Linked DNA regions of Mus musculus: region 2 is linked to region 1. A link is a loop called in an ENCODE intact Hi-C map of the cell type or tissue named here. Cell type or tissue: heart. All regions are shown on one strand. Links, peaks and the distances in the headings refer to the core of each region. The heading gives the core; the rest is flanking DNA. Region 1 holds the start of Hs1bp3 (HCLS1 binding protein 3). Region 2 overlaps Wdr35 (WD repeat domain 35).

Region 1 (15,970 bases), core at 3,453-11,452:
GAGCATGCATTTGTTGACACAGAAATCCCCAGCTGGCTCTGGACCCTGTGCGGTGAGCAGCCATAGCCCCGCGGGTTTGGTAGTGCCATTGCCTGGATCTGTACAATCCCCGCGGGTTTGGTAGTGCCATTGCTGGGATCTGTACAATCTGTATGAGCTCAGACAAAAGTCACTTGCCTTATGCCACAGCCTTCACCAACACCCTCCATTTATCTCAGTCCTGAACTCCTTGGTGGTTCCCTGGAGGCCAGGCCCATCTCCCCAGGAAATATGTGGCAACGTTAAGGATGAAGGCATGGATGCCCCGCCCACTCCTCCAGGCCTGGCTGCACCACCTTGAGTGTATGCTAGTGTGTGGCCAGACTCTGGATGTCCCCATCATTTGGGGGCTCAGAAAGCCACATCTCAATAATCAACACACCACCCAGTGTTAAGGTCTTAGACCCCAGGAGATGTTTGGATAGTGGCAGTGGGGGTGGAACCCCAGAAACCTCCAAGTGGGGGGGGGTCCCCTGGGAAAGGTAGCTGCTGTCCATAGTTGAACACAAGAGCCTGGTTCTGGAACTTTCCTGGGAAGAACTCCCAGGGAAAGGGTAAGGAGGATTCCTGGTGCACCAGCTGGTTGCTCAGGCTGGAGTTCCTGAGTTGTTCTGAGGATCAGGCAGCGGCAGCCTGGCCACAGTGAGGGATGAGCACCCCCTGCTGGCCTAACTGCTCCATGCAGGCTCAGGCCAAAGACCCACAAGCCGGGCCCTGTGAGGGCCAGAGTGGGAGCTTTAAGCCCTGGCTCCTGGCACCACCCAGGGCTCTCATCCACTTGTGTGCTAGGCAGAACATCAGGCAGCCAACAGCAAACACGGCAAGGACAACAGGGAGCTAAGTGGGGACACAGAAGGACCCAATGGCTCTGCGTGGCAGGAAGTGCGGAGCACTGGGCCAGCACGACGCTGCCTCTAATAGGTACGTATGTACGTACACACACACACGCGCGCGCGCACACACACACACACACACGCGCACACACACATCTGTGTAATGAGATACGCAGGGTGTCTGCCAGACCTCAGGCACAGTGCTCCTGCCTGGGGGCTGGCTTCATTTCATGGCTAGCAACTTAAATGCTTGCTTCTATTAAAAAGTATATATCCTTCTAAGGCATAGACACAAAATGCTCACTAATTCTTTTAGCTAACTCATCCCATTCTAGGGGGACTGCAGACCTGGAAGCATAACTCTGGCCTACACCCTTAGATACCACTGTGTGTGTGTGTGTGTGTGTGTGTGTGTGTGTGTGTGTGTGTGTGTGAAAGCAAATGAGTTTCCCCTTGCCCTCTCAGGTCTGTGAGGCCCCTGCAATGTATGTGCACACCCATACTCTGTACACGCCCCAACATGCTTTCCACAGGGCGTGGGCATCACTGTTTAGGATCATGCAGCACTAATGTGGCGTGTGGCAGTGTGACAGGTGACCTTTCATTCACCCAGCCTTCTGTGCGGGTCAGAACAGGCTGCGCTGGACCCCAAGGGCTCCTAGGGTGCTGCCTCTCTCCCTCAGAGCCCAGAATCACTGGGTATACCTGAGCTCACGTCAGACCACCAGGAGCTGCAACTGGCCCCTCACAGAAGATCCACACTAGAACGCAGCAGACCCAGAACCGTGGCTCACGGTCCACCTGGGTTCAATCAAGAGTTGGTCTAAGGAGCAATCAGATGAAAAACAGCACTGGGGGAGTGGCTTGTTATATTCTTTACTTTCTTTTCTCTGAGCCGCCTGGAGGTGCCAAACCAAACCGTTGCAGCCACTCCCCTGTGGTACTCAAGGACTTTGGTTCATTTTACCGTAGCCTAAGATCCTGAGGCCCGTTTTTCATTCTCACCAGGTCTGGATCCCTTCCATAAGAGGCCAAAGGGTAGAAAAATGTATGAACCCATTAGACTTTTAGTTGAAGTTCTCTGTTCCCTTAGCTTCCTTGCCTTCAGCCTGCCAGCCTTCCCTTCTGCCTTGATGGCCGCCCCAGCTGTCGTCATTGGCCTGGCTGGTGTTTCAGGACATCATCTCAGCATTTCTCCCGTCTCCACCTCTGCTCTCTGGGTAGCTTCACCCACTCCCAGCTCTTAACAGGGCCTCAAAGCTGATACCTAAGTACCACTCCTATGCTGGGCTTCCCGTGCCCGCCCAGTGGGTGAACACTGCACGCTCACCACAGCCTCTAACGTGCTCCTGGCGGGTGTGGCTGATCTCGGCCTTCTGCACACTGTAAGCACCTCCTTCTCTCCTTGCCTCTTAGCCTGCTGTTTCTGCTGGCTCCCAGCATGGAGGCTTACTATGGTGTCCTCAGAACCAAGTGTCTTATGGCCCCCAGTGCTTTGCTGTCACTAGATGCTCTGGTTAAAGGCAGGTAGGACTGTCACTTAAAACTACATGGCCGCAAGACACGTCCAGGTTCAACCTGAATCCTGCAAGTCATCTACCCTTGTCTCCTCCCATGCCATCCCAACCCGTGTCCTGTTTCTGGGACAGTCTTCCCACCTCTCCTGTTGCTTAACATCATCTATTCTCTTGAGACAGGGTTTCTCTGTGTAGCCCTGGCTTTCCTGGTACTCTGTAGACCAGGCTAGCCCTGAACTCAAGAGCTCCGCTTCCCTCTGACTCCCGAGTGCTGTAATTAAAGGTGTGCACCACCACCACCCAGCGCTACCATACATATACTCTTTAAACCATTGTCCTCCCTTCGCCTCTTCCAAGATGTTGCCAGCATCTTCTCTTCAAGGTGCATTAGGTTGTCCCTTCTACACCTTCCCAGGCTCCCAGGTGTCTCTGTCACCCTCTATGCCTCTTTGCAAGTCTGCCTTGCTGTGGACTCTAGGCACAGGTCTACTCTGGCGTTCCTGTCATCCCACACAGTCTAGCACTCCAGACCTTGGCCCATGTGGTATAGAGAAGTGTCATTCCTCTGAGGGGACAGACATACCTGCCTGGGCACCCTCAGAGCACCATGGCTAGGGTCCCTTGCTCACCAAGAACTGGACGACATCTTCGGGCCGGTGCTTGGCTGACTTGAACACAGCCAACCGGGTCACCACTAGGATCTGGTACTCCACATGGCCGGACATCATCTTACCCCGCACCTCCTGGTGCTGTGGGACAGACAGGTCGAGGCCTGTGTGTGCATTCTGAACTTGTCTGTAAAGCAAAGGAAGGCAGGTCAGGATCAAGTGCAAATTAGCAGCCTTCGCCAATGAGGTGGTCAGTGGGGCCCAGTCTCCAGGTGCTGGGTCATTCAGCTATGTGTCCTTGTCAGTCTGTCCTTACATTCTGAGGGGTTAGGGGTATGTAGACCAAGAGAGGAGCCTGAGTCTGAGAAGACAGAGCAGGACTGAAGCCCTCTAGGGAACCTGGACAGACGTACTTCCTCAGTTCTGAAGGCAGCAAGGTTCAATAGGCCAGATGCTCCCATCTGCCTTTAACAGTGGCAGCTTGGAATGACATCCGAGGCTGCAGGGAAACAGTGGCTTCCTCCTCTGGATACCCTTAGGGGACAGACATCCGTGCCTGAGTACAGTCAGAGAATTCTCTCTGGGCTGCAAGGATGTGCTGGCCAATCCTTTTGCTCCCAGAGAGCAGTGAGGACCTACCAGAGCCCATGGAGTGGAGGTTTTTGTTTTTTGTTTTTTTAAAAACTTATTTTATGTGTGAGTACACTGCCGACCTCTTCATGCATACCAGAAGAGGGCATCGGATCCCATTACAGATGATTGTGAGCCACCATGTGGTTGCTGGGAATTGAACTCAGGACTTCTGGAAGAGCAGTCAGTGTTCTTAACCATTGAGCCATCTCTCCAGTCCCCCCCCCCCACCCCCCTTTTCCCATTGAGTGTTTTTAATGCAACACAACATACATACAGACACACACACAGGCCTGAGAACAAGGCTGTCACACTGGGACAGCATGCTAAAAGCATGAAATATGCAATGTGTGTGTGTGTGTGTGTGTGTGTGTGTGTGTCCAGTGACTGTACAGCCTTGTACACACAGGAATACTCGCATTCCAAGCACGAATCCCTCTGCCGGCTTGAGCTGGCTGCATCTGGAGAAGCATCACAAGGCATCCACAGCAGACTCATGCTGTGAGATGAGAGACATTACACCAGGCCACTTCTCTTGTACATTTAATTTTATGTGTATAGGAGCTTTGTCTGCATGAGTGCAGTCTCCTCAGAGACCAGAAGAGGGCATTGGAACTCAGGAACTGGAGTTACAGACAGCAGTGAGCTGCCCTGTGGGTACTGGGAGTTGAACTCGGGTCCTCCGGAAGAACAGCCAGTGCTCTTAATCCCTGAGCCCCAAGCCAGGCCACTTCTTAACCAATGGGCAAATGAGAGTGTTCTCTGAGGCTGAAGTTTTCAGTATCCAGGGTCTGAAGTGCTAGACTGTCACAAGGACAAGAGGGGCATGGGAGAGAGGCTCAGGTACGGAGAAAGCAGCTGGCAGGCCCAGCAGGTGGTCCTACCTATCTGATAGGAACGAAGGCTTCAACAGGAAGTAGCTTATCTTTGCTGTCAGAGTTTCAGGGAGCAATCCCAGGCAGCCTTGCTAGCTGTGACAGGGAAATGAGGCCCTTTTTCTTTAGGCTTGTCAGGGCAATGAAGCTGAGGTGCTGGGCAGGTAACACAGGCTGAATGGTTCACCCTGAGTGGTAGAAGATGGCAAAGGGTTGTCAAGCCCCACTTGGAACCTCCCAAGGAGGTTTCCCACAGACAACCACACCAGGAACTGAACTCATACCCTATCCCTGTCCTTACAGTCCCTGTATCGGCTCTACCATCTAAGTGTACTGTACAGGAATCTCTCCATCTCCGGCTTGGCTCCCTTGTCTTCATGCCTAGGGCTCAGCTTCCTTTAAAACGCCCTGTTCATCAGCTCCTTTGCTCCTGTGCCTAGACACAATTCTATTTCCTTATCCCTCCTGGATTGGCACAATTATGCTCCCCGTCCTTCCCTTAGACTCCTGACTTTTAGGCACACAACCTCATCCAGACATAGAGTTCGCAAGAAGTGGTCCCCAGACAGTATAAGCATCACTCTGGAACGCGCAAGAAAGATACACTTGGGTCACTCAACCAGAAGCCTGAGAGCACAATATCTCAAGCATTGCATGCTATCTTATTTCAGCTACAACTGTTCAACTTGGCCTTTAGACACACAAGGAAAGCAGCTACAGCCAACACCTGCCCGGTCTGGGTGTGTTCTTGTACAACTGGAATCACAAAAGCAAGCGGTTGGTAGGATATGCTCACAGGCACAGTATACCCACCTGTGTCCTACACCAAGCGCCTCAGTTGTGATGGGGCTACAGATCTCTTATGCATCCTTTATCCTCAAGGCTCAGCCTGATCTGGCTCACACTGCCCTCCAATGACCTCACCCAGACTCAAGGCCTTCCATAGCATCCAGAGCCAAGGGTGGCCCAATTCCTACCCGTGGTCCAGACTCTTCCCTCCAAACCATCCCGCCTCTTACTTACCTAGAATCTCCATTTGACCGTCAATCATGCTTTAAAACAAACCCATCTGAACAAATGCTGATTCCCCGGTTCTACCCGCTCCCTATCCCAGGAAGCAGTGCGCTCAGGACAGTATAGCCCTTCAGCTGACAGCCAACCTTACCATCCTGCAGACCCCAAAGTTCATCATTCAGAATACACAGAGAACCTAAACAGGCTGCAGCCCCTCCTCCCACCCCTCCGTGCAGCCACTCCGGCCGGTGCCTGAAGGACATGGGTGCAGCAGCCACGGGTTCTCTGTCCCCTTGCTCCCATGGCCAGGCTGCCTATGTTTCCCACCGCACTCAGAATGAAACCTCATGGCCTTTCTCCATTGCAGGCCACCTCACTCTCTCCACGCTCCCTCCACATCAGCACACGGCCTTTGGATTTTCTGTCTTTCCTGCTGAGCACACACTGCAAGCTCTCCTTCCTATAGTCCTTTCCACTGTGAGACTTCTCAAGAGCTTGTTCGCCTGCCATCTCTCCGAAAGATATCCCTTGACCACATCGTATAAAACTCATGTCTGTCACCTGACCTCCCTCCCCATCATTCAGCTTCCTTCTCAGCATTTACTACCCTCGACATAGCTTACGTTTTCTCGCTGCCCACCCATTCCCTCCAAAGCCTCACTACTGTATCCTAGAACCTGGACCGGTGTCTAGCATCGAAGGGATCCCGAGAAAACACCTGCTGGATGGATACTGCATGAAGCCCAGAGATGCCGCGCAGGAGGAGGCTGGAAACTCCAGCTGATCTTGGGTGCAGGGCCACTTCAATGCTTACTTAGGTGGCTGTGCTCCTCAAAGGCAAGCTCCTTGGGTCTGCTGTGACTATCAGAATGGTGGACAGGGCACGACTCGTCCACCCTCACCATCAGCAGCACACTATGCCTGCTAACACTCGGGGGCATGCTAGCACCAAGGGAAGCCACCACTACCCTTTCTAGGCACCAGCACCAAACTCACAGTCACAGTCTGGTGGCCCACAGGGACATTTACTGCTCCTGTCCTCCTATCTCTCTAGATGGAACCTTTCTCTACAGGAAGGGAAACTGAGGCTCTGTGAAAGGGAACGACTCACAGGGTCATAGGAACATCTCTTTTAATGGGGATGTGGCCTGCGGCCTCACCACACCAAGGAGAGCAAGCAGCTTTCAAGATCAGGGCTTACGTCCGGAACCATACTTTTCTAACCAGGGAGCTGGGAATACAAATGAACTTGTGTTGGGTAAAGCACCCGTTTGCCCATCTTGGCTAGAGTTTGTATTCGGGGAATAAAGGCAGAGTATACGATTATCCTTAAAGTTCATCATTTCAGAGTTACTTAAAAATCGAGGAAGGAGTAGGACATCCACCCTGCCCACAAGCCTTTCCAAGCCTCACCCTAGCTGTGAGTATGGCCCTGGGTGGATGCGCACTGCTCTGACCCCTTTGAGGAAGCTCCTGCGCTCTCTCCAGCAATAACTGCCAGGGTCTTAGTTCTGCGTAGTTGGGGTTCAACAGCAGCAGTGTGCTGCCCTGCCAACTGAACTTAACACGCCCCCTCCCGCAGCACCAGTCATTTTGGTGCGGGTATCACCTCCAGGGACACCTTGTTTTATTCACCTCGTCCCTGGTGCTTAGCATCGAGCTATTCACACAGCTAGCGCAGAAATGTTTGGGGGACCGGAAGAAATGCCCCCCTCCCCCCATACGCAGGGACAGGAAGCTGGGCCCTGTCCCAGCCAGCGCTATCTCGCCAATCCCAGGCTTTTCTGGAGACGTGGGTGAGTGCTTGGATCCTTTAGGGGGCCTCAGTTTCCTTGTCTGTAAAACGGGGACTCTAGACGGCGCGCCAGCACGCCAGCAGGATAGTGTGCGGTGCAGCGGGATAAACCGTCAGCTGCTGGGACGTCTGGATCATGCATGTTGGGGGTCTGGCTCACCTGGAGGTGCGGAGCACCGCCGGGGACTGCATGTCGGCTGCGGGCGGGCGGACGGTCACGGGATCTGGCGTCCTGGGCGTCGCTGCGTCCCCGCCCCGCCCCGCTCCGGCGCAGCGCCGTCTCCTCAGCCCTTGCCCGCCCCCTGGTGGCAGCGGATGTGCACATCGCAGTGTCTGTGGCCTCGGAGTAGAGAGGTCATCCCTGCTGCTCATCCCTCCCTAGGTCCCCCATAGCCACCTCTTAAGCCTGGCACCTCATGCCATTTAATCCTAGTACTGACTTAACCTCTAATGGTACAGGAATCCAGCCGCTAGTTTTCAGGCTTCTCTCCAGGCTAGCTACAAAAGCACTCTTTTCTCTCCCTGGGGTCATTTCCACTTATGCAGTCAATCACTCAGTCAACAGGAGTCTTCCCCTTTGGGACTCTGTCCCTTCAGGCTTGTGGGCTGTCATTGAAAACAACCCTCTCTTTCGGGCTCTTCTCCTAAGGTTTCCTGTCCATCTCTTCTTTCTGTCTCTGACTCTGTCTCTCCCTCTCTGTCTCTCTCTCCCTCTCTCTCCCTCTCTGTCCCTCTCTCCCTCCCTTCAAAGGTACTCTTGGCCTTGGCCTGGCTTGCTTTGCATTGAGGAGGAGGTCTTGGACATTTTACTCTGTATGTCTCTGACTGAGTGGACCACCTGGGAATGGGCTCAACTCTCTACCCCAGGAGAATGAGAGAGACCATACCTGCTGTTTCCTGTCTTCTGCCCGTGGCTCAGGAGACTGAAACCAGGGCCAGGTGACAGGTACAAACTGCTGTCTGTCCTTTGCTCTCTCCAGTGATAAGTAGCTGCAGATGCTGGGCCACACCAAAAGCACCTAAGGGACATATTATGTTCCCGTTTTAGTGTGTGTGTGTGCATGGAGAGTGTATAGAGGTCGAAAGACAGCTCTGTGGAGTTGATTCTCTCCTTCCACATTTCCATGGCTTGTAGGGATTGGAATCTGGAGGTCAGGTTTGCAAGAAATTATTTTAACTTGAGTCATCTTGCAGGCTCCATGCCATGCTCTCTAGGTAGCATCTCAGCACACTCAAACCATTATCCTCTGCTTCAGTGATGTAATCCCACAGTCAATTTTAAAAGTTTGAAAATGACTTCAAACTTTGCCTCTTGAAACATATACACTCATGCACCCTGTTGGCGGCGTTTTGGATTTGTCTAGAGAAAAGGTGACAATAATAGGTGTTTTAAATGTTAAACTTATAATTATTACTACCATTTACTACTCTCTCTCTCCCTCTCCCCCCACCCCGTGTGTGTGCGTGTATGTGTGTATGTTCATGTGTGTGTGTATGTATGTGTGCATGTGTGTGTGTGCACGAGTGTGTGTATGTGTGCATGTGTGTGTGTGCACATGTGTGTATGTATGTATGCATGTGTGTGCGCGTGTGTGTGCATGTGTGTGTGTGCATGTGTGTGTGCATGTGTGTGCCTGTGTGTGTGTGCGTGCATGTGTGTGCATGTATGTGTGTGCATGTGTGTGTATATGTGCATGTGTGTTTATGTGTGTGTGCATGTGTGTGTGTGTGTGCAGTTAACTCTGCACTTGTGAGATCAAGGACAACTTTCGGGAGCTGGATCTCTCCTTGCACCACAGATTCTGAGGTGCGGATAGAATTTAGGGGATCAGGCTTGTATAGAATGTTATTTTACTCACTGAGCCACCTCATAGGCATTAACACAGAGATTTAATGGAGCCTCCCCTCCTGTCCCATCCTAACCCCCTCTCCTTTTTCCACCCTTCCCTTCTATCCCCTTCCTCCTCCTCCTCCTCCTCTCCCTCCCTCCTCCTCTTCTTCCTTCTCTTTTCCATTGCAAAACGAAATGGAGTCAGAAAGGGCGGTGCGAAGGAGCAGTTTCCTAGAGAAATAAGAATTGGCAAACTAGGAATGTTCCCGACAAGGAAGGAGTCAGTAGGGTCTAGCAGCGGAGGAAAGCAGGAGTCAGGGCATGAAGTACTCGGTGTGTTTGAGCTTAGCCTTTGCACTGACAGTGGTCACCAGACAGGAAATAAAGTGTGCACAGAGGACCCTCCTGAACAGCCGAGCCGTGTGCAGTGGTGTGGAAATGCACAGGAGCCCAGAATGGGGGAGACGGCGAAGGCTGCTGAGGTGCAGAATAGGGAGCGGGCGTGAGAGCCGCAGGAGATGGGGCTTTTCATGAGCATGAGCAGAGGAGTCGGGATGCTGCTGTGTGGCTGAGCGGCAGCTCCGCTCTCACTGTGCTTGCCGGCCACACACGAGGGCCTGCGTTTCACGCCAGTACCATGAAAATCCATGGCCAGAAGCCCAGCACTCAGGAGGGCTGCAGAAGTTCAAGGTCATCTTCCACTCCAGAGAGTCTGAGACGGAGGCAGCCTGAGGGCATACGAGGCCTTGTCCCCTCGATGTGTGTGAGTGTGCGAATGTAAAAGTTTAAAAAGATGTTGCTATGGTTTGGCTCGTGTGAGTGGCTGGACATCTGGAGGAGCCTGAGGTGGTAAAATGATCAGTCTGTTTTGGACAAGAAAGGTTTCAGGACCTGGGATATAGAGGCCATTGAATCTCTCTGCTCAGGACCTGGGGATGTGAGACTTGGGTGTGGGGTCCTAGGTGGAAAGGAGATAGTCTTTCCAGGTGACACATCCTGCATGAGAGTCCTGAAGAGATATTTTGAGGGGGTTTAGGAAAGCAGAAACCATAATGGGGACTTGCCAGGAAACCCCAGACTGCTAGCATGCCTGCCACCAATACCTTGTGAGCTAATGAGCTGGGCTTCCCGGTGACTTGGGCTTGTCCTGTGCACCACAGGAAATTCAGCACACCTGGTGCCTGTCAAGAGTACCCCAGGATTCCTGTGGAAGTGACCCGCTTCCTTGATAGCAATTCCATTTTCTGCTTCCATGGGTCCCACAGGCTCCAGTGCATAATTGTGTGCAATACCTGGAATGTGGAATCTGAATCTGATATTGTGTGCTTCCTGCTCAACGCCATGGCTAAGGCGGTGGTAACAAAGACCATGCTGCACAGGGTTGTCCTCCCTCCCGGCTCACCCTGGGAGGACCACTCCACACGGCTTCTCCCAGAGGGAGTCAGACTGCAGCGCTGAGGCCACTCAGACTCTGCAGGGGGATGTCTAAATGCTGGCCTAGCCTGCTGGCACCCCCTTTGTTTCGTGTGGGGTGGGCTGTCTGAGGAGCTGCTCGCTATCTCTGTCCATTAACTCATTAGCTCAAGGAGTCCGCTCATCCTCATGTGATAAAGTGGGCGGCCCCACCATCTTGTTGGTCATCCAGCCAGTGCTCACAGGCACAGCTCAGGCCTGGGGCTGCAGAAGGAGACTCGGCTTTGTCCAGCGGTGTTCACTGACCACTTGAGGATAGTTGGAGATTTCAATGAGAACGCAGGCTCTGGGGACATGAGGACACCCTGGAGATGAAGGGCATATGAGTAAGAGCATGGGGTAGGGAGGGGGGTACAAAGAACTGCCAGGAGGAGTTGGTACCAGACCTAAGAAATGAAAAAGTGAATGTTCTTGCTCTAGCTTTCTCTGTGAAGAAATGGGTCTAACAGAGTCACAGCCGCAGAGTGGTGAAAGCAATGGAGCAGAACAAAATGCACGACAGGCGCTGGAGGTCGGGAGTCACCCGCTGCGCACACACACACACACACACACACACACACACACACACACAGAGAGAGAGAGAGAGAGAGAGAGAGAGAGAGAGAGAGAGAGAGAGAGAGAGAGAGTACATTTACACAAACACAAATAAAAATAAAGTTTTGTTTTGTTTTGTTTTTTTGGCTTTTTGAGACAAGTTTCTTCTTCTTCTTCTTCTTCTTCTTCTTCTTCTTCTTCTTCTTCTTCTTCTCCTTCTCCTTCTCCTTCTCTTTCTCCTCCTCCTCCTCCTCCTCCTCCTCCTCCTCCTCCTCCTCCTCCACCTTCTGTGTAGCCCTGGCTTTCCTAGAACTTGCTTTGTAGACTAGACTGGCCTTGAACTCATAGAGACCTACCTGTCTCTGCAAAGGAGAGCACCACCATTCCCATCTCTAAAAATAAGTCTTAAAAAAAGTCCTGGGGGGTGGGGAGAGGGGTATGTTGCATTACCAGGAGAAAATTTATGTCTTCTTCTACCTGAAAAGAGCTTTAATGTTGGAGATGAAGACAGCCATCTTGTGAGCATGAGACACAAACATGTGTTTGGAGCCAATGTGTGTTCAGGATGTAAGAATCTGAGATCTGATGGAACATGATTCTGAAGCAGAGGAGCTGGACGGTGTATGTTTTATAGAAGAATTCATGATCCTGACAGAGGAGAGAGAGAGAGAGAGAGAGAGAGAGAGAGAGAGAGAGAGAGAGAGAGAGAGAAGAAGAAGAAGGAGGAGGAGGAGGAGGAGGAGGAGGAGGAGGAGGAGGAGGAGGAGGAGGAGGAAGAAGAAGAAGAAGAAGAAGAAGAAGAAGAAGAAGAAGAAGAAGAAGAAGAAGAGAAGAGAAGAGAAGAGAAGAGAAGAGAAGAGAAGAGAAGAGAAGAGAAGAGAGAGGAGGGAAGGAGGGGAGGGAGGGGGAAAGGGAAAGAGGAAGAGGGAAAGGGAGAGAAGGAGGAGACAGGTTGTTTTTAAAAAGCAACAAAAATCACCTCTGACTTAATGCCAGACACGACCACCAACAATGCAGCAGAGCCCCCAGGACTGTATTGTTGGGGAGCATGGGTTTGGGGTATAGCATCCTGGGGAACACTATGTTGAAAGAGCCCATCATTGGTGTGAGGAGAAACCACGATATCAGTGTTCCCTGAGATGGTAGTGTTGAGTGTGATCATTTAGTTAAAATCATCTCTGTACTTAGAATATTTTATATGCATGGTTCAAGACTTTTTTTTTTTTTTTTTTTTTTTTGAGACAGGGTTTCTCTGTGTAGCCCTGACTGTCCCGGAACTCACTCTGTAGAGCAGGCTGTCCTCAAACTCAGAAATCTGCCTGCCTCTGCCTCCCAAGTGCTGAGATTAAAGGTGTGCACCACCACTGCCTGGCTATGGCTTAAAATTTTACAACTAAATTCTAGTTGTGAATATGACTCTTAGTGGTTTCGACAATGTAAGAGTACTTAGAAAATAACTCCCTGGGCTGGAGAGATGGCTCAGTGGTTAAGATCACTGATTGCTCTTCCAGGGGTCCTGAGTTCAATTCCCAGCAACCACACGGTGGCTCACAACCATCCGTAATAGAATCTGATGCCCTCTTCTGGTATGTCTGAAAACAGCTACAGTGTACTTATATAAATATAATATATAAATTAAAAAAAAAAAGAAAAGAAAAGAATTCCCTATACAAGCTCTGTCAGTGCACCGAGTCCCATAATATGCTCATGTTTTCTGTAGTCATTTGATTCACCTGAAATTAATGTGGGCTTGTATCATAAGAAACAAATTTTGTAGGTGTACCATTCTCTGTGGGACAGCATCAGGGTACCTTCTGCAGACAGATTTCCCAGAGGTCTTTGTCACATGGTCCCGAGACCCAAGGCAGCTTCTCTGTTACTACGATTCTAGTTATGTTACTATTATCTATTAGTAACATAGTATCTTCTAGTAACATAGTTACTAGTCATGATGTTTCATGACTGAAAGCAACTTGTGGAGGAGAGGGTTACCCCCCCCCCCTTTACAGGTTACAAACTATCTTCAAGGGTAGCCTGGGCAGGAACTCGAGGCAGGAACCTGCAGGCAACACTGCTTACTGACTTAATTCCCGTGATTTGCTCAGCTTGCTTTCTTATACAATGCAGGGACACCAGGAGTAGTGATACCCACAGAAGTCAGGGCCCTCCCATATCAATCAGACATGCTAGCCAGCCACGTTTATGGAGGCAATTCCTCACTAGAGGTTCTGTTTCCCAAATGACTGTGGTTTGTGTTAAGTTGGCAAGCACAAACCATCACAACCCGCTTCATCTTTGTGTATCTAGAACAGGAACCCTGAGTTCTTTGACCACGGTTGGAGGAATGGGCACTCCAAACTATCACCCAGTGGCAGCACTGATTAAAAGTCCTTGTTGATTTCTAATTTTGGGTACTGTCTTCAGTACTGCTCTAGTGCTGTGAAGAGACACCATGACCAAAGTAACTTATGAAAGGAAGCGTTTAACTGAGGTCTTGCTTACAGATGTACAGTTCTAGTCCATTGTCATTGTAGTAGAAAGCAATGGAACAGGTTTACATCCTGATCTGCAGGTAGCAGGCAGAGAGAGAGAGAGACAGACAGACAGGCAGGCAGACAGACACTGGGCCTGGTATGGGCTTTTGAAACCTCAAAACCTACCCCCAGTGACACACCTCTTCCAACAAGACCACACCCCTTCAACCAGACCACACCTCTTCCAACAAGGCCACACCTCCTCCAAGGCCCCACCTATTCCCATTTAAAGAGGCAGAGGCTCTTTAAATGGGAATAGGTGTTAGGCTTTGTTTGAAGAGATGGTGTCTCATCATGTAGCCCAGGCTGGCTAGAAAGTCAAAATCTCTTTGCTCCGTGAATGCTGGGATAGTGGATAGAGGTCAACTCTGTCAAGGTCAAAAAGTCCATAGTAATGGTGGTTTGAAGGCAAGTTCCTCCCCCATACTGCAGTGTTATGTTTGTTTGTTTGTTTGTTTGTTTGTTTGTTTTAACTCTGGATGGTCATCTCAGTTTAATAGTCCTGGGCTTAAGCAGTCAGGTGCAGTTACATTCTGTGGCCAGCAGGTGGCACTATCCACAAGTCTTCTGCAGTTTGTCCCGATTAGGTGGCACTGAAATGTACCCCAGGAAGGCCTCTGGGAAAGAAGCTACCCTTCTATCTTATCCCTCCTTTCCTCCCCTCCCCCACCGGGTGGTCTGGGTCACAGAGCAGGCCACGCCCAGAGGCCTGGGGCCAGGGCTTTTGAGGACCCCAGTGTGAATGCCAGAGCTGTTGCTGGGGGCAACCCGGGCAGTCTACTTATAGGTTAAGCATGGGAAATTCCTGCAGCTCGAGGAAGCCTGACCCTGGGTGCTGTGCTGTGCTAGAACCTTCTGGAATTCAGGTCTTTCTGGAAGAGACTCATGAAGCTTTCCTAGGGGCTGAGTAGGGGAGCGCATGTTATCAGAAGAGAAGGAAAAGGCGAACGTCTCTACAGGTTATTCTTCTCTCCCTCCATCTCCTCTCAGGGAGATCTAAACTGGTACCCTGTTTCTCCAGACAGAGGAGATTCTCCTGGTCCCTCCATCTCTCTTTGTCCCCAGTCTCACTATATTGAGCAGGAGGCAAAGCCAGGAAGAGTGAGGGGCTTGCAGCCAGAGGTTAAACTTGAGTTCAGGTCTCTTGACTTTAGGTTTGTGAGGCTGCAGGAACCCAGAGCCCCCTTCAGTGGCAAGGACAGAGAGCTTCATGTCACTCTTCACTTCATTCACTGGTACCCTCGGCAGAGCAGAACCACAATGTTCTGGACCTCAGTGGAGAGTGAAGGGTTAGCCAGACACAGAGATGACTGTGATGCCAAATTATAGGCTGCAAGTCACCACTGTCTGCTGCTTCCTCTCATGGATCATGTGGGCTGCACAGCAGTTCACTTCTAAGGGACCCCTTGTTCCCGTCTCAGCACACAGGAGACCTAGACATCTGGGTGTGGCTGGAGCTGGCTACAGGCATCTCAGGTTTCTTTCAGTTCCAGTACACAGAAGCCATCACAATATCTCTTGTGATAGGATTTAAGACCAGATTTCTAAGAAGCACCGTCCCAGGTCATAGCCAGCTCCCTGGAATGGAAAGTTGGGCTAAACTAAGGAGGCTCTGCTTCTGAAGGGACAACACACAGAGAATTTATCCCCAGGGAGAACACTTGGGGATAAAAATGTGGAACCCACCCCTCCTGACTGTGCTGGGGCTGAGCATCAGAGACTGGAAGGTGAAGACTTCCTGTCTTGTTTGCTCCCCATCCCTGAACTCTGCCATCTGCTACCGGGATGCTGCAGGTGCTCTCCAGCGAGTAAGTCCTGTGGCAGAGCCAAGGACAGGCACTCAGCCTGTGGCAGAGCCAAGGACAGGCACTCAGCCTGTGGCAGAGCCAAGGACAGGCACTCAGCCTGTGGCAGAGCACACCTCTAGAGTCTTCTGTCTGGGATCTCAGCTGCCAAAGGCTCCCAGCACCAAATGTGGGCCTCTTATGCATGCCTGGGCTAGGTTTGGAATTGTGGATCCAAGAGGGGCCATCAGGGGCCAACAGGGGGATTTGAGCTAAGCACAGTGAAGGGTGAATGGCTGAGGGAATTCCCTGACATTCTCTTTCTCTGTCCTCTGAATTTTCACCCCAGATTGGTGTTCATGCTTTGGAAACCCTGGGCAAGGGAGACAGAGACCTGCAAGACAGACAGGTGAACCCTGCCGCATCTCCTCCAGGCTGTTCCCAAGCACAGTGACCTAGTTCCCAGTTTGTGGCCGAGGCTGAAAGAAGAGTCCACTGGGGAG
Region 2 (15,970 bases), core at 5,297-13,296, 690 kb before region 1:
ATAAGGTAAAGTAGCTGCTCTACATTAGCAAAAAAAAAAAAAAGATATAATATTATATAAGCCAAAATAAATATAATGCCAGTTACCTCCAAGAATACTATAGAAGAAACAGGGATGATAGTGTCTAGTAATGGAAATCATCCAATTTTCATTTTATAATATGTAAGTATGCATAATTGTAATTATACTATACTATTATATAGTTATAATAAAAAGACACCAAAATGATGAAAATAAAAGATAAAAGTTCACAGCTTGAGTTCAATATGCCTAAGATTGAGGCTCGTATAACGCACACTAGACATACCTAATGGGGTTTCAAATATGTTTTTTTTTCTTTGAAAAATCACCAGTTCTTAGTTAAAAATCAAATTATATGACAAAAGTTTATAAAATCTTTTAATTATCTTTACAAATGTGATTGTATTGCATAAGGCAGATGATACGCTTTTATGGATAGCAAGCACACATACACAGAGCCAGGCCTGGCAGTTCACACTGTAATCCCAGCACATGGGAGTTGGAAGCAGGAAGATTACAAACTAAGAGGCAAGCCTTTGTTATAGAGCATGACCCTGTCCCAGCAAAACAAGGCCACACACACGCACACACAGAAGCACAACAAAACTTAATCTGAAAAAATGAATATGTATTAAGATGTTTCTCATGAAGTCTTTTATGTGTTTTTATTAATTTGAAACTATCATTTAAACCAAATATACTTGTGCAAACACCTGCACTCGAGAAGAGGGCATCAGATCCCAGTATAGATAGTAATAAGGCACTGTGTGGTTGCTGGAACTGAACTCAGGACCTCTGGAAGAGCAGACAGTGCTCTTAACCACTGAGCCATCTCTCCAGCCCTTAACCAGTATTCTTAATAACGCACCTAATCAAGTACCCAGGGAATGGTGCCAGCCAGAGGGGGCTGGCCCGCCTGCATCAATTAACAGCTAAAATGATACTCCACAGATATGGTCACAGGCAATCTGATCTGAACAATCCTTCCATTGAGATTCTCATCATGGGTTAATGGTAGGCTGTATCAAGTTGACAGAGATAACTAGACCAAATTATATCAACCAACACTGTTTTCCAATACAGTAGCAATTCGTCCATACCTCAACTGAATACAGTGTGTCACATTAACAAACTACAAAGCAGGGTACACTCACGTGAGCAGTATGCAAGGTATACATTGTTATCAAAAACAAGCATCCAAGCTTTGGTTCATTGTGCTGTATCAAGACGCACTGGGGTCTCTCTCACTCAGCACAGGCAGAGGTCTCACAGCACATGTAACACAGCAGGCTTCCTGAAGTGTCCCAACTTAGCTAAGCAGTCTCAGCATGCAGTGACACACTGAGGCTTGACGAACCTAGTTAACTAGATTGAGAGATTATATTATCAAATTTTACTTTCACCTCATAAATTAGACAAGAGATTTAAGAGGTATTGAAAAAGAATCTGCCAACTCCAGGGATCACTGATAACACAAGCAACTGTGGAATGACAGAGCTAACTCCTCCCTCCCTCCCTCACAACAGGGAAACAGAGATCTCTCAACTATCCTCTCACGGAAAAAAACCTATCCAGCTACCAATTGTCAGAGCACAGCTGGTCTCCTGAGTGCTGATGTGGAAAGCGTGTCCTGAAGGAGCGGATGATCGTGTAGCTCAGTGTCCAGGAGTCCTCTCTCAGTCTCTGAGCAGCTGGAGGAAGGCCCAGCACAGCAGCTGAGCAAGCAGGGGGCACAGAGGCCAGAGAACAGACCAGCACATGTATAAATTCTTGACCATGCTGAGATTATTTTCAAAATTGATCTAGCTCTAAGTTTAATAGAAATTGGGTTATATTCCAAGCCAAAAAAAAACCAAACAAACAAACAAACTCAAAGAAAATAATTATTTTAAAAAAAAAAAAAAAGGCTAGTCTGTTAGAACTGCTTTTAGTCTCTTCCAAACAAAGGTTTCACGTGGTGCTAGATTGACCACACTCTGCACACACTGTACAAACATAATAAGCACCTACTCTCTGGGCATATAACCCATGGCTAACAAGAAGTGGGGCCAAGAATAGAAAAAGGACTCTAGCATTCAGAAGGCATTCTTCCACCTTCAAGGTTATCATGTGAACACCTGTCAAATGTCCATGATTGTTTTGTGGCAAAGGACAAAATGCCCTTGGGTCTTTGCGAGAAGCCATGCAAAAGCAGGGTGTCTTTTCTTTGAACCATTTCTCAGGGTTTCAGAATGACAAAGACCATGAGGCTCCTTAATGCCTTAACAGAGCCTCTAAGAGCCTCTAATGCATGACCTCATTACCCAACAGAGCTCCAAAGAGAAAGAAATACACAAACAGCTCGGTGTTCCAGAAGAGCCACAACTCACCACTAAGCAAATGGCTGCAGAAAGCCTTTGACAGCTCGAAGCCCTGAGTATGCAATCCCTTCCCAAGACCAAACAAATCAAAATGGATAACTGAGACATTAGCTCATCTCTCATGATCTACACTAGTGAAGTAAACAGAAAGTTCCACACTGAAAATCATTAGTAATCCAAAATTGCTTTTAAGAATATCTTTTTGATTAAGATACAGATCAATTTAATTTTACTGCCTAAACACATGGGTAAGTGTTGGTCCCGAGAAGATCGAGGGACAGAAGAATCCAGAGCAGAAAAGCTAACGGGTGTGGTTCCCTCTAGAGAGGCCTGGGCCGTGCTCTCTGGGATGTCCTGTCGCTCTCTCTTTAGTACCTCTCTTGCTCTCTTAACTCTCATGCTTAAATTCTTTATTAAAAGCGTTTTATTAAAATGTTTTAATAAAAAATTAACTCTTTCAAAAGCATCAGCTGATGGAGCTGAAAATTAACGAGAAAATGAAATGGGCAGAAGGAAAAGGCAGTCACGATGTGTGTGAGGGGACCTGGGTACGGAAAGGGTGCAGATTAGTCAGTGGCCTGGAGTGTAAGAGAGGTGAGGCAAGCATATTCTAGTCACATAAGCACAGGAGAATGAAGAGACAAGGCTATTTCAAACAGACAGCAATAAACCTGGTGATTTTCTTTATGTTTCTTTGAATTTTGATAAGAGAAAATGAAATCAGGACTATTTATTGAGTGTCATGATTCCATGCTGGTGGGCTCAGTTTTGGTTTCAGATCAGGTCTGAACCATGGTCCAAGTTGGCCTGGAAGGCCCTAGATGGCCCAGGCTGGCCTCTCCCCACTCTGCCTCTCATACCCTGAGATTACAAGCACGTGACTGTCTGGCCAGCTATGAGTCTATCTGTTAAAAGAATAAGTAAGTACCTAGGAAGTACCTTTTAGAGAGAGCAAAGGTATTACTCCCACTTTGAACCAAATATTTTTAAACCCCACAGAAATTTTAAACTTATTTTCACAAATGTATGCAGCAATCCCACTACATTTCTCAAAGAAAAGGGGAGGGATATTGGGTTTTGAATTTGGCTTATTATTTATAGACTGTTAACACTTATCCCTTGTCTGTACCTCAGGATCCAAGTTTCTGAAAACATACATTCTCGTCTTCTCCATCATTGCAAACAAATCAGGATTGTCCTTGGCCCACTTCATATCCCAGACGTCTTTGCGCTCCAGTTTTAGCAACTCGCCAACGACCTGCTGCCCTGTACTGTCGGTCACCCGAGTGTCCAAGTCAAAGAAAGTCAAGACTCCAGCGATGTCGATGATAGCAAGACGACTACAAGTCATGGGATTGGGGAGGGAAAAATTATAAAATACTTTCAGTGGTCTTGAAGTCAAACTGCCTACAGCCCTTATTCAAGACACCTTCATGAGAAACCTGGAATATGGGGGAAATTACTTTAAAACGTTTTAAACAAATTTAACAGAAGATAGAAACTATTCCTTGTTTTGCTACTTTATAAGAAAAATGTGACCCAAATCAGGTAGTATCAAGATATGAAGTAGTTAATGTTAAGTTTCAAGAGTAAAAATAAAAACCGTGCCAGGGTTTCCATTTCAACAAGTTCACCCCTCAGCACATTACTGCACAAATCCAACCATCCCGACGTAAGCCTAACGCCCAGGAGAAGTCTCCAGCTTACCTGGAGTTGCAGTTCAGAGATAACTGGCAGGCACGGCAATCCAGGGAATACTTTTGAATCAGAGCAACATTAGGAAAGCTGTACCTCTGAATGACGCCAGATTCACGCCCCTGTGGAAAGGACCTTTGGTTACTGTAGCATATTTACCATAAAAGCATCAAGCTGTATACAGGTCTCTCTATATGCCCATGTTCTTAAAACCAGAGTGATACTGACCTAGCAAGTGCCCCCAGTTCTGCTGTTGCTAAGTCTATGTTTATCTCCCAACTTGAGTCTTTTAACAGCAGTTGTAGGTGGTTTAATTTTTCCTCATAGAATATTCAAGAAGGAAGTCAGGACGAAGATCTAGGTCTTTGTAATACACTGGTTCTTATCTGACAAGAAAGAAACCTCTAAGGCTGCTTATAATTTAGGTTAATATTCAGAGTAGCCTAAAGGCTACCAAAGTACCTACTCAATTACATGCCACAGATACGAAATGGAAGGTCACGGTATGAATCAGCCATTCCTGGAGCCTAGCCCTCCATCCCACAACTTTAACCTAGAGCATCAGCTTCCAGCAAGAAGAAAAATCACCTAGAAGCAGCAATACCTTGAGTATTATCTAAAAACTGACACAGGGTGTTTATACATTTCCTGGACAGGCATGACAATGTACGATCAGCAGCAGATGCAGCAGAGAAGCAGGGGCTATGACGAGCTTTCAAACTCTTCTGCACTTGAGCCATGTGGGGCAATGGGCAAGAGAGGGAGGGCTATATAGTTCCTCTTTTCCTGCCCTTTTTAGCCAGAGAGCAAGGATCCCTCAGTGTGATGCTCAAGCACAGCCTATCAGGAAAGCAGGAAAGCCATAGGATACAGGCTCCTTAAGAGCCTTTCCCCACAAACTGAGCTGACTGCTAGAGAACTCAGCAGGGAACAGGGCAGCCTCTGCTGGTGCAACGCAAACACACTGCTCAATCAGCGACTTTTGAAGTTCATGTTTTCAAACGTCAGAGCTCAAAAAAAAAACAGGATACCACTGCTTCTGTTTTTAAATGTTAGCAAAATATTGCCAGGACTCCTCAACTTCACTGGCTGGAAAATACACCGGTTCATTCTAACTTTTATGACTGTGTCTCTTCTCGGCTGACCATCGCCCTGCTGGTTTTATAAGTCGTTACTATTTTTGCAGATGATTAATAATATGTGCACAAGCTTCAGAACGTCCTCATTTCTTCAGATTTAGAGAAACACAGGACATCCACAAGATGATAGTCTAAATCCAAAATGCTTGATTTACCCTTGCTCTGTAACTTAAACAATTACTATTCATAAAATGAATTTATTTCAACTTACCACAATCAATGTCTTATCAGATGCAGTAATGGCACAAATTGGATCCCTTGTACCCTAAAATTAACCGATCATTTTATGTAATATTTATTGAATAACAAAGGACATCCAAAACTCATATGCAATTATTAAAACATATAGTAATACATTTGCCAATATAACAATTTTATTTACTAAGCACCTACTATGTGTCAATCACTAAAGTAAATACTAATGCTACTTCAATGAAATCTTGATCTCCAAGAGATTACTTAAAAGCATCTTCCAAAGACTATAAATTAAACATCTAACTATAAATACTCTATTAAAAGAGATACAAGTGGATTATAGAAACACATAGGGAGAAGTAGATGGGGAAACACCTAAGCTTAGCTATTAGAGCTGTGCTCAGGGGTAAGCACGTGACACCAGAAGGGTAAATAGGAGAGTCCTGCAACCACCAGGATCTAATGACGAGCATCGTGCTTAGCAAGAAAAGCCAGGCACCATAGTTCCTTATATCTAACAAACCAGTCAGCCAGAAGTCACTGTTCTCTCTGGAGAACTACAGGGGCAGACTGATCTCTCAGCTGAGGAGCATGAGAGAGGGAAGAGCATGGAGAAAGTTCCTTACGTGGTAAAATTATTAACATTTCCGTCAGCACAGCTCACAGACAGCTGTGGCCCAAGAGAGCTGTAAATGCAGCCCGAAAGTCACAAAGCCATAAACTTAGAACATTTTAAACTTGGGACTGCAAAGACTGCTGAGAAGGTAAGTGCCTGCTGCCCAAGCCGGAGGCCCTGAGTTGGGTCCCGAGCCACCATGTAAAAAGCAGATGTGACAGTGTTTAAGGAATTGTAAAGTGGTGCCCTATTTACTAGACCCACATTCTTGATCGAGTCCCTAATAAAATTACGTTTCCTTATCTTCAGACAGTAACGCTGACGAAAATCAAACCACCTACTTGAATGGCTTTACTGTAATCAAACACCCCATCCACAGATCCGGAAGGGACATCATCAACGTGATAAATTCTGTTAGAAAGAGCAAACCACAAGCGTGAAGAAAGGGAGGGTTATATTGCTTCATGATCTCTACAACTAAGGACTGAACGACTACAGTGAACATTCTTATCTAACAGGAAAACCCTGATTTTTTTTTTTTAAAGAGTTCTTGATATGGCTGAATCTCACAAAAGGAGAAACTACCCAGCGAAGATTTAGAGCTATATAAGTCATCTGTTCAACAAAGCCATCCCCACTGTGAACAACCAAGCTATGCAGTCCCAATAAAATCCATTAAGCTGTGAGATTTTTGCCTGACTGCTGATCAAGAGTAACTGTCCGTTTATTAATTTATTTGCTTGCTTGTTTGCTTGCTTGCTTGCTTATAGTCTCTCTCTAAGTAGCCTTGGTATGTCTCAAACTCAGAATCCTCCAGCCTTATCCTCCTGTCCACTACAACTTCAGGATTGTGAAGTAATAACTTCATACAGAACTTCCTGTTGTTTACCAAACACATTTACACATCTTCATGTTGAAGCTTACTTCAGGAGTCCCTTTGTCCTCATGTGTCTGAATGGCAGAGTCCTCTTTATGCCCACTTACCAGAACCACTCCAATGTAGACTCCTGGAATCCAAGTCTTTGGAAAGAAGCCACATGCCCAGTTCACCTCTCCCTAAAGCCCTCCTCCATGCCTGTGTGTAAGGACAAGCATCTCCATGCCTGTGTGTAAGGGCAAGCATCTCCATGCCTGTGTGTAAGGGCAAGCATCTCCATGCCTGTGTGTAAGGGCAAGCATCTCTATGCCTGTGTGTAAGGGCAAGCATCTCCATGCCTGTGTGTAAGGGCAAGCATCTCCATGCCTGTGTGTAAGGGCAAGCATCTCCATGCCTGTGTGTAAGGGCAAGCACCTCCATGCCTGTGTGTAAGGACAAGCATCTCCATGCCTGTGTGTAAGGGCAAGCATCTCTATGCCTGTGTGTAAGGGCAAGCATCTCCATGCCTGTGTGTAAGGGCAAGCATCTCTATGCCTGTGTGTAAGGACAAGCATCTACTTCTGATTGATGCTAGGGTCACCTCCTAGAAAGACCCCGATACAACTAACCTATGGGAATGAGGCTTCAGTAAGATACTCATTTTTTAACTGAATGACAGTAATTTCAGTGTACCACTACTATGTGGAGTAGGTCACACAGCTATTTCCTAACCAAATAAATCCTCACAGATTTCCAGTCTTTATCAATATCAAAAAAAAAATCTGTTTTGTTTACACCATGCCAACTTTCTTTTACTTTGATAAATTTAAATAGATCCTTTTAAAAGATATTCAAATTAAACAAAAGTACTTCTATTATGAGCCTGTTGTGGTGGCACACGCCTTTAATCCCAGCACTCAGGAGGCAGAGGCAGGCGGATTTCTGAGTTCGAGGCCAGCCTGGTCTACAGAGTGAGTTCCAGGACAGCCAGGGCTATACAGAGAAACCCTGAAACCCTGTCTCAGAAAACCAAAAAAAAAAAAAAAAAAAAAAAAAAAAAAAAGGACTTCTATTAATCAAGGCAATGTATATTTCTCAAGAATGGCAATAGATAATTAACTATGTCTGGATCCAATACGGTATAGTTGCTTATTAAATATATATCAAAAAACATACCTTTCTCTTCCTTCTTTTCGAGACCGTGTGATCTGATTAATTTCCAGTGCTGTGAGCTTCTTTGCCACACGATATTGCCAGGTATAAAATGCTTCTTTTGAAGCTGCTATCACATGGGTTTTGGTCATTGCAACAAATAATGGTACTATTAAAAGGAACAGAAAGACAGCTAAGCTATAGTTACACAGAAACAACTTCACACCACTGAGCCCAACTCCTCATTTTAGAAATAATAAACCCAGTCTTGAAATATGCACAGACAGTCTCTCAAATCAGGCAAGAATCTAAAGTTACTAGGATCACACAAAAAATATTAAGTAAAATGGATCTGCGATGTACAAGGATCAAGAGCTAAAACCCCAGGCCTTTTTAAAGAGTCCTTACGAGTATAGGGGTCAGTGGAAGCGCATTTGCTCCGCGTGGGAGAAGTCACTCAATCCTCAGTGTCACGGAAAGAAAGAGGAGCAGCCTTTTAAGTAGTCTATTACTTTATGTGCATGAGTGTTTTTCCTGCATATGTGTCTATGTGAAGGTGTTAGATCCTCTCGAGTTAGAACCACATAATTGCTGGGAATTGAACCCAGGTCCTCTGAAAGAGCAGCCAACACTCTTAACCACGGAGCCATCTCTCCAGCCCCAGAAGTAAATCTTTGTGAGTCAGGGTTAGGCAACAGTTGATGCCTTAGGCATGACACCAAAAATGATGTAACAAAAATAAAGAAATTGAATCTTATAAGGAATTAATGGTTATAAACATACATATAAGACTGTCCAAAAAAATATTTAACAAAAGAAAAACTTTTAAGAAGGCAAAGAATCTAAGTGAACACTTCTCCAATAAGACACACAAATACTCATGAAAACATAACCAGCATCATTAGCCACCAAAACCTGGTGTGTCACATGATCCTCACTGAACATGGAAGCTACAACTGGCGTGTCACATGATCCTCACTGAACATGGAAGCTACCTGGCATGTCACATGATCCTCACTAGCATAGCTAGAATTTTAAAAAGTAAGGCAAGAATTGATCAGGGCATAGAGAAAAAAATGAAAATGTAAAATACTCTAAAAGAACCTTCCAAAGTTTCTCAAAATGTTGACTACAGAGTTACACATTACCTAGCAATTCTGCTCCACGGTGTATGTCTAAGAGAAGCAAACACACACACACAAATTTACAGTCAGGTGCTCAAAACAGTGTTCCACATAGACCCAACATGTGGAAACAACTCAGATATCCACCAGCTGTTGAACCCAATCTCTTTCTCCCCTCCTCAGTACCAATTACAGCCAGATCTAAACATTTATCTTTTTGTTCTTGCTCTCATTTGTACTGCATTTCCACTTCACTTAGCAAACGAGAAGACACAGCCCAAGTGTCATGCTGCTAGGCAGACATGTCACTGACCACCTCTTGGGTATGCTTTTGTGAAGCAAAGCGCCTCAGCAACTCCAACAGTGGATTAAAAGATGGGAGACTAAACAGTAAAATAATCACCTAAACTCATAGAATAATACTAAGATAAAGTTAAATATGCAAACAAAATATATGAAAGCAAAGCAGCTCTCTGTAAGGGGCATTACTCTCTTTTCTGAGCTCATGAATAATCAAACACTGTGAACTGTTTCTGCTTATACTGCAAAGCAATGAGGCCAGTGTTGGACGTTTGTCACACAACTAGCCAGGGGCATGTTTTGGCAGCAGGACACTTAGAAACTGAACAGTAGACGCTCCCCCTGGCAGCGTACTATTAACTGAGTAGATTGACAACTCAGGAACTCAAACTCAATAAAGTTGTGTCGGATTTTTTTTTTTTTTTTTTTTTTTTTTTAATTTCAGGCTTTCAAAGTTTTTCTGTTCAAAGCAAATCATATACTATTAGTGACCTCTAGAGGGAGCACGAAGCTTTCATTGCCTTGCACAAAATCAAAGCCTGGTGAAATGGCAGCCAAACCTCCAGAGGGTGCTAAAGCCAGCCAGGTTGTCTTCTCACTGACTTTACTAAATCTAATAAATATTTAGTAAATTCACCATGAATATTTCAATTCTGGTAATTGCACTCTAATTGGTTTGAGGTTCACCAACCTTTACTGCTTCCTGGTAAAATATGACATTTCCAAAGCATATTTCTCAACCAGTGTTTAATTACAATTATGAGTTACATTCATGTCCTTTTATTCTTTTTTTTCCATACAATTTATTCTGATCACACTTTCCACTCCCCCATGTTCTTTATTCTTAATACTTCATGAATATGAGAATTTATTGCTATCCTGATTAATTCAAAATTAAAATGTTACTGGTTCAAAAGACAAGTCGGGCTTCTTGGATTCAAATTGCAAACACTTCATAATTATGATGTTAACAATTATGTTTCTCTCTCTGAACCTCAGTTTACCTGCCAATTGAAAATAACAATATCAGCTCTATAGAACTGTTTTAAGGATTAAAAGAGAAAATAAAGGATAACACGGTACATGCTTAGTAATTTTAAATGCTTAATAATTTTAAATACATGCAAGCACTCTTGTAAACACATTATATGCATTAACTCACAGCCACTGTATAAGGCGGACAGTGCTATCATTAGTTATCAGTTTAAAAAAAACTACCTGGTTATGAAGCAATTATAACTTATCTATGTTATACAGCTAGACAGTGGGCAAGTGGGACTTAAACTCAGGTCCTCTACGGCTCTTGAATCTGTGCTCAGAATCGCTGAAGTAGAATGGCCCTCAATAAACATCAGGACCCATTAGGCATGGTAGGTATCACTGTTTTTATTTTCATTTTCTATATGAATTTTTATAATGTAAAATACTCAGAATAAATATAAATATATATCAGAAAATACTTTCAATTAATGTACTAGCACTCTCGATAAATTCAAATGGGAACATAATGCCATCGTATAAATTCTGATAGACTTTCATTAAAAGATGAATTAAAGTCCAACTAAATGTATAAGTAAATGAAGATGAGGTCGCCAATCACAGTTTGATAGGAGGGCTCTATTGGTAAAGGTAATACACAGTTTGAGCACAGGACATGAAGAAGCCCATTGGTAATGACCAGGAAGCCTCTTTGCTCCTACAAGCTTTCACAGGACTAGAAGGTGCTGCTGTACCTTGTAGTTGCTGCTGAGGGAGAGGCATGGACAGCCTCACCCAGCTGTGAACCCGTGAGCTACACTAATGATTGGCATGTACCCATGATGTAACAGCGACACAGATGGTAGCAGGCTAACAAACTGCTGCTTGATCCACAGAGGAGCACTGGTACTAAAAATCTGGTTAGGAAGTCTGCAAACCTAGGGATAGACCTAATGTTATTATGCTACTAAATGGACATAACAACAAATTGTCCTCTGAATTCATACCCATAGAGCACTTCTCTTCATACTCATAAACTATGACAGCGCTCCATCGTTGGTTTCTCTGTGCAGTGAACAGAAATTCGCAACTAATCAAAATACAGAGAATAAGTGTTCATGGAGTCCTCAGCCACAAGAGATCATCAATTCAATCCCACACACCAGCCTTAGATGTGATCTCCATATAGTCCCGCCCCAAAGCTCAGGGACCATCAGAGAAGAGGTCAGAAAAGGACCAAAGTAAAACAGTGTCCTCTGGACATGGCAGGCCCGCTGCAGGCATGGCCTCACAGCAGCTGTGCTTGCCTAAGACCTGCTCAAGACCAAGCCAATCAACACTGTAGTGTGGGAGGGGGCGGGGCCCAGGACTCTGCATTCCTAAGGAATGATTGATGGTCGATGGCTTCTGTAGGAAGGAGAGTCAGGTATCTTAGTATGGTAGGTGAGCTACTCTACAGTGGACACCTTCACACCCAAGAGTATATGGACAGTACAAGTTGAACTCAGTAGGTTATTAAAACAAAACAGAAGGATAAAGTTGGAAGTGAGAAGTAGAAGTCATTGGGGCAAGGTGGGAGGTTAAACATGATCAAAATATTAATTAAAGTAGCATATTGAAAATGAAGGTAAACTTTGTTAAAGATTTATTTCTTTTTATGTATATGGGTATTTTGCCTGCATGTATGACTGTGCACCACGTACATACCTGGTGCACCTTGAGGCCAAAAAAGGACATCTGATCCCCTGGAACTGAATTAGACCCAAGTTCTCTAGAAGAGCATCCCATGTTCTTAACTGCTAAGCCATCTCTCCAGCCCCAAAGGAACATTTTAGGAGATAGAACTCCAAGTTTAGCAAGAGGCTCAGCCTCAATAAATTAAAGTAGAATGAGATTGAGGAAGACCTCCAACTTCAACTTCAGACCTCAACGTACATACACACGTGTGTGCCGACACATGTGAACATGCATATGCACAAACACACATACAACATACACATGCAACAAGTTTCAAACTAGGCAGAAAGATTAGTGCGGAGAGAATGTAAGAAACAATGCCTCCCTCAAATGAGCCTTAGCACTAATAGGCAGTCGTTAACAGCCAAGCCCAGATGTAAAATCATTTAAAACAATTTAGGAATTCACATTTAGGAAAAACCTGCTTGTAATATTTTAATGCTGAGGGCTGAATAAATTCCTGCATCCATAATGGTTTCCCTGCTTTGCCACTTATTCATTTCTTAGCACTTTAAAGAGCTGGAAAACTGGAATGCTGTCATCAAATTAGCCTTCTCAGAAATACATGGAAACCATCACTAGAAACCCACCAAAATGACTGCTGCACAGGCAGGCTGGTACTCTCGGGTACTCTGTGCCTTGTTCCCTCTCTCAGTGCTATCCTCTCCTTACATGCCACCTAAGGACATACTTAGAGGGATTTCCTTTGTTCTCAATTTTTGAGACAGCTATGTATTCCTAGCTGTCCTGGAACTCATCTGTAGACCAACCTGGACTCAAACTCAGAGAGTTCCACCTGCCTCTGCCTTCTGAGTGCTGGAATCAAAGGTGTGGGCCACCACTGCCTGGCACATTTCTTTTTAACTGCCTACTTATTTCTTTTTCTTTTTTAAGATTTATTTATTTTATGTATATGAGTACACTGTTGCTGTCTTCAGACCCACCAGAAGAGGGCATCGGATCCCATTTCAGATGGTTGTGAGCCACCATGTGGTTGCTGGGAATTGAACTCAGGACCTCTGGAAAAGCAGTCAGTGCTCTTAACCACTAAGTCATCTCTCCAGCCCCCAGCCCTGTATAGTTATTTCTTATAAGACATACTTATACACGCACATCCATTTATCCCAGTCACCAGCATGATACCTGGGGCACATGGCACTCAGCACAGAAGCAGTAAAGTGTTGCTCAACTGATTAACTAAACTTGATTTATTTATACATCCCATGAGGAATATCATAATCTCTTTATTTTCCCTAAGGACTGTTATAGTGTCTGAAATTATATATTTTTGATTTGCTAAAGAATCACTTTCAATTTAGATGACATGACATAAACACTGTCTATGCACTCAAGAAACATTTGTCGGGGCCAAGCACACTGTTGGGGATGGGGGACATGAAAGTCAGCTAGACATAGATCTTTAAGAAGTTAGACAATCACAGTCAGGAAAGTAGTAGTCACAGGCAGGGTGAGAAGGACTTAGGAGGAAGTATACTAAATCGATTATGGGGTTGGTGAGGTCACTCAGCGGTGAAGCACCTGGGCTGCACTTCCTTAGTTCAGTTCCCAGCCAACCACACTGTGGCTCACAACTGTCATAAAGGGATGTGATGTCCTGGCTCCACAGAAGAGCACCTAAAGAGGCCACAGAATGCCTCCTGCTGAGTACAGAATCCGTACTCTGTATAATGTAAAGTTTCTGTAGGTTTTTACAGAAACTGTCAAGCAGAAAGATAAAGAGCAAAAGCCCAAATCAGACATTCCAGATTAGCATCTCTCCTACAACTGGTGCTTTTGTTAGTTTCCCGACTCCATGAAAACTTCATGGGGATCTTAAAAGAGAACTGTCTGGGATATATATGAAACACAATGTTGAGTCTTCGTATCTGTTTGCTGTGGGCCAATGGATGAACTGTTGGTTAAAATTTCATCCAAGGAAACTAAACGTCAAAAAGTTTAAGACTCAAAAATACAAGTATTTATCATTTAACGAAGAGGAAGGATTTATGTTTAATTTTGTTTTAAAAAAATGGTCTACCTGGCATAAAAATTACTTTGAGTTTAACCCCAGGATATAGCAAATGACTCTACATTAAGACTTTTGGTGTTGAGAGAAAAAAACAACAATGTAAAGATTGGCAAAATTCACACCTTAAAGACATAATACTTTGATTCAGGGAAATGGCTCAGTAGGTAAGGACTCTTGCTATTGAGCACACACACAAAATAAAGGATGTAATACTTCTAGAAATAACAAATATACTCACATGACACATCTGTAATAATTATAAGCTATGCATTTTACTAACAGGGAATTTAGCATATGTATATATATGCATGTGTATATTATACATATAAATATGCACATGTGTATATAAACATACTTATGCAACAATGCATTAGACAAGAGGTTAAATATATCATTATATCACAATGAGTTACTAAAACCTAAACATGAGGCCATTACATCTTTAACAACCATTTGTTTTAACCAGACCTCAGCAAAATGCATTTAAGAGACATACCACTTTGTTTTTAGGATCAATCTTATTTTACGTGTATGAATGCTATGCTTGTATCTCTATATGCAGAGCACACGCATGCCTGGGATCCAGGAAAGTCAGAAGAGGCTGCTGAATCCCTACAACTGGAGCCCATTGTGAGCCACCATGTGAGTGCTGAGAATTGAACCAGGGTCCTCTCCAAGAGCAACAAATGCTCTTAGCCATTTAACTCTCTCTCCATTCCCAGTAACATGATTTTAAGATTCAATATCGAATCTGAAAGTAAATGAGTAGTTTATCGGAGTCAGAAAATAATACAGTGGGTTCTCAACTGTTTTGACTGAATTATGTTTGTCACCATTTCTAATATATGGCAGTACATTTTATAAGAGAGACATTAATTCTGGAAGCTGCAATGGCAGAAAATATTTTAATGGTTTTAAATAAGTTTCTTATAATAAGGCTTAAAAGTCCCCAGAGAGCCACTGTTATCTCTGTGGAGCAGAGGGAAGGGAGCAGCGAGAGTCACAAACGTCCTCAGAAAAAGAAGTGGGGGGTGTTTTAAGACTTTCTCTATTAATAGATTGGTTTCATTAGAAAGCACTGGAAAAAGCAAGCCTACCTTCTATGCAGCTAAGGAGTTTTTATGGGAGAGAAGTATTTACAAGCAGTTTATTAATAATAAAAGTGGTTTAAGAGCAAAATTCTTTCTACAACCCTGTTTATTACACACTAACCTTGCATTGCATGCCAATTCCTATACAATTATGTAGACAAATGGTGGCAATGTGGCAATTATGAAATTGTTGTGGATTTTAGACTCAATAGCCTCCCTTACAGGTTACTGTTTTAACCAGGATGCTTTCAGAGCGAAAGGAAGCATTGATAACCTATCATGAAAACAGGTATCGACTGGTACTACTGTGGCAACCAGGAAACATGGTCATTCTCATCTAGAAAATATCATTCTAATTAATACCTTTATCAGAGGTGGGAAAATATGTGATCCGGATGCACATTCATGTTTAGGTGTGTCCACTCATGAGTGCTCACAGAGGCCAAAGAAAGATGTTGGGTACTTCTTTCTACCATTATCCACCTTATTGTTTGAGACACCGCCTTTCACTGAACCTTAAGCTGTTTCAGCTAGGCAGTCTGGCCAGTGAGTTCCTGAGATTTACATATCTCAATCCCCCAATGCTGGGGTTACAGGCATGTGTGGTCAGGCCCAGACTTTGTGTGGGTGGTTGGGGATTTGAACCCATGCCCTCTCGCTTTAATATCAAACATTCC

The links. Hi-C counts contacts between places; a loop is a spot of excess contacts. Peaks named below come from ENCODE experiments on the same cell type or tissue, not always from the same donor. Only the 100,000 strongest peaks of a DNase experiment are listed, where the experiment ranks them.
Region 2: it touches region 1 in a loop (3-fold over the local background); 6 of 42 quality-filtered maps call a loop at or near these places.

Annotation. Positions count from the first base shown.
Region 1 is chr12:8,304,999-8,320,968 of GRCm38, reverse strand. It overlaps Hs1bp3 (HCLS1 binding protein 3), which reads right to left and starts at 7,536. Exons shown (of 7, transcript NM_021429.3): 1 at 7,472-7,536; 2 at 3,019-3,184. The coding sequence starts at 7,503. In heart, for the core only: CTCF peaks have their summits at 4,219 (motif pointing right), 7,421 and 7,635 (motif pointing left); DNase peaks (open chromatin) are centred at 7,032 and 7,548; H3K4me3 peaks cover 1,241 bases; H3K27ac peaks cover 1,000 bases; H3K27me3 peaks cover 2,511 bases.
Region 2 is chr12:8,996,230-9,012,199 of GRCm38, reverse strand. It overlaps Wdr35 (WD repeat domain 35), which reads right to left. Exons shown (of 27, transcript NM_001159527.1): 12 at 8,059-8,203; 13 at 6,368-6,437; 14 at 5,427-5,480; 15 at 4,089-4,198; 16 at 3,511-3,721. Among named protein-coding and RNA genes, the nearest start is that of Ttc32, 26 kb to the left of the region's middle. In heart, for the core only: CTCF peaks have their summits at 9,779, 9,992 and 13,109 (motif pointing right); no DNase peak of the experiment used is centred there.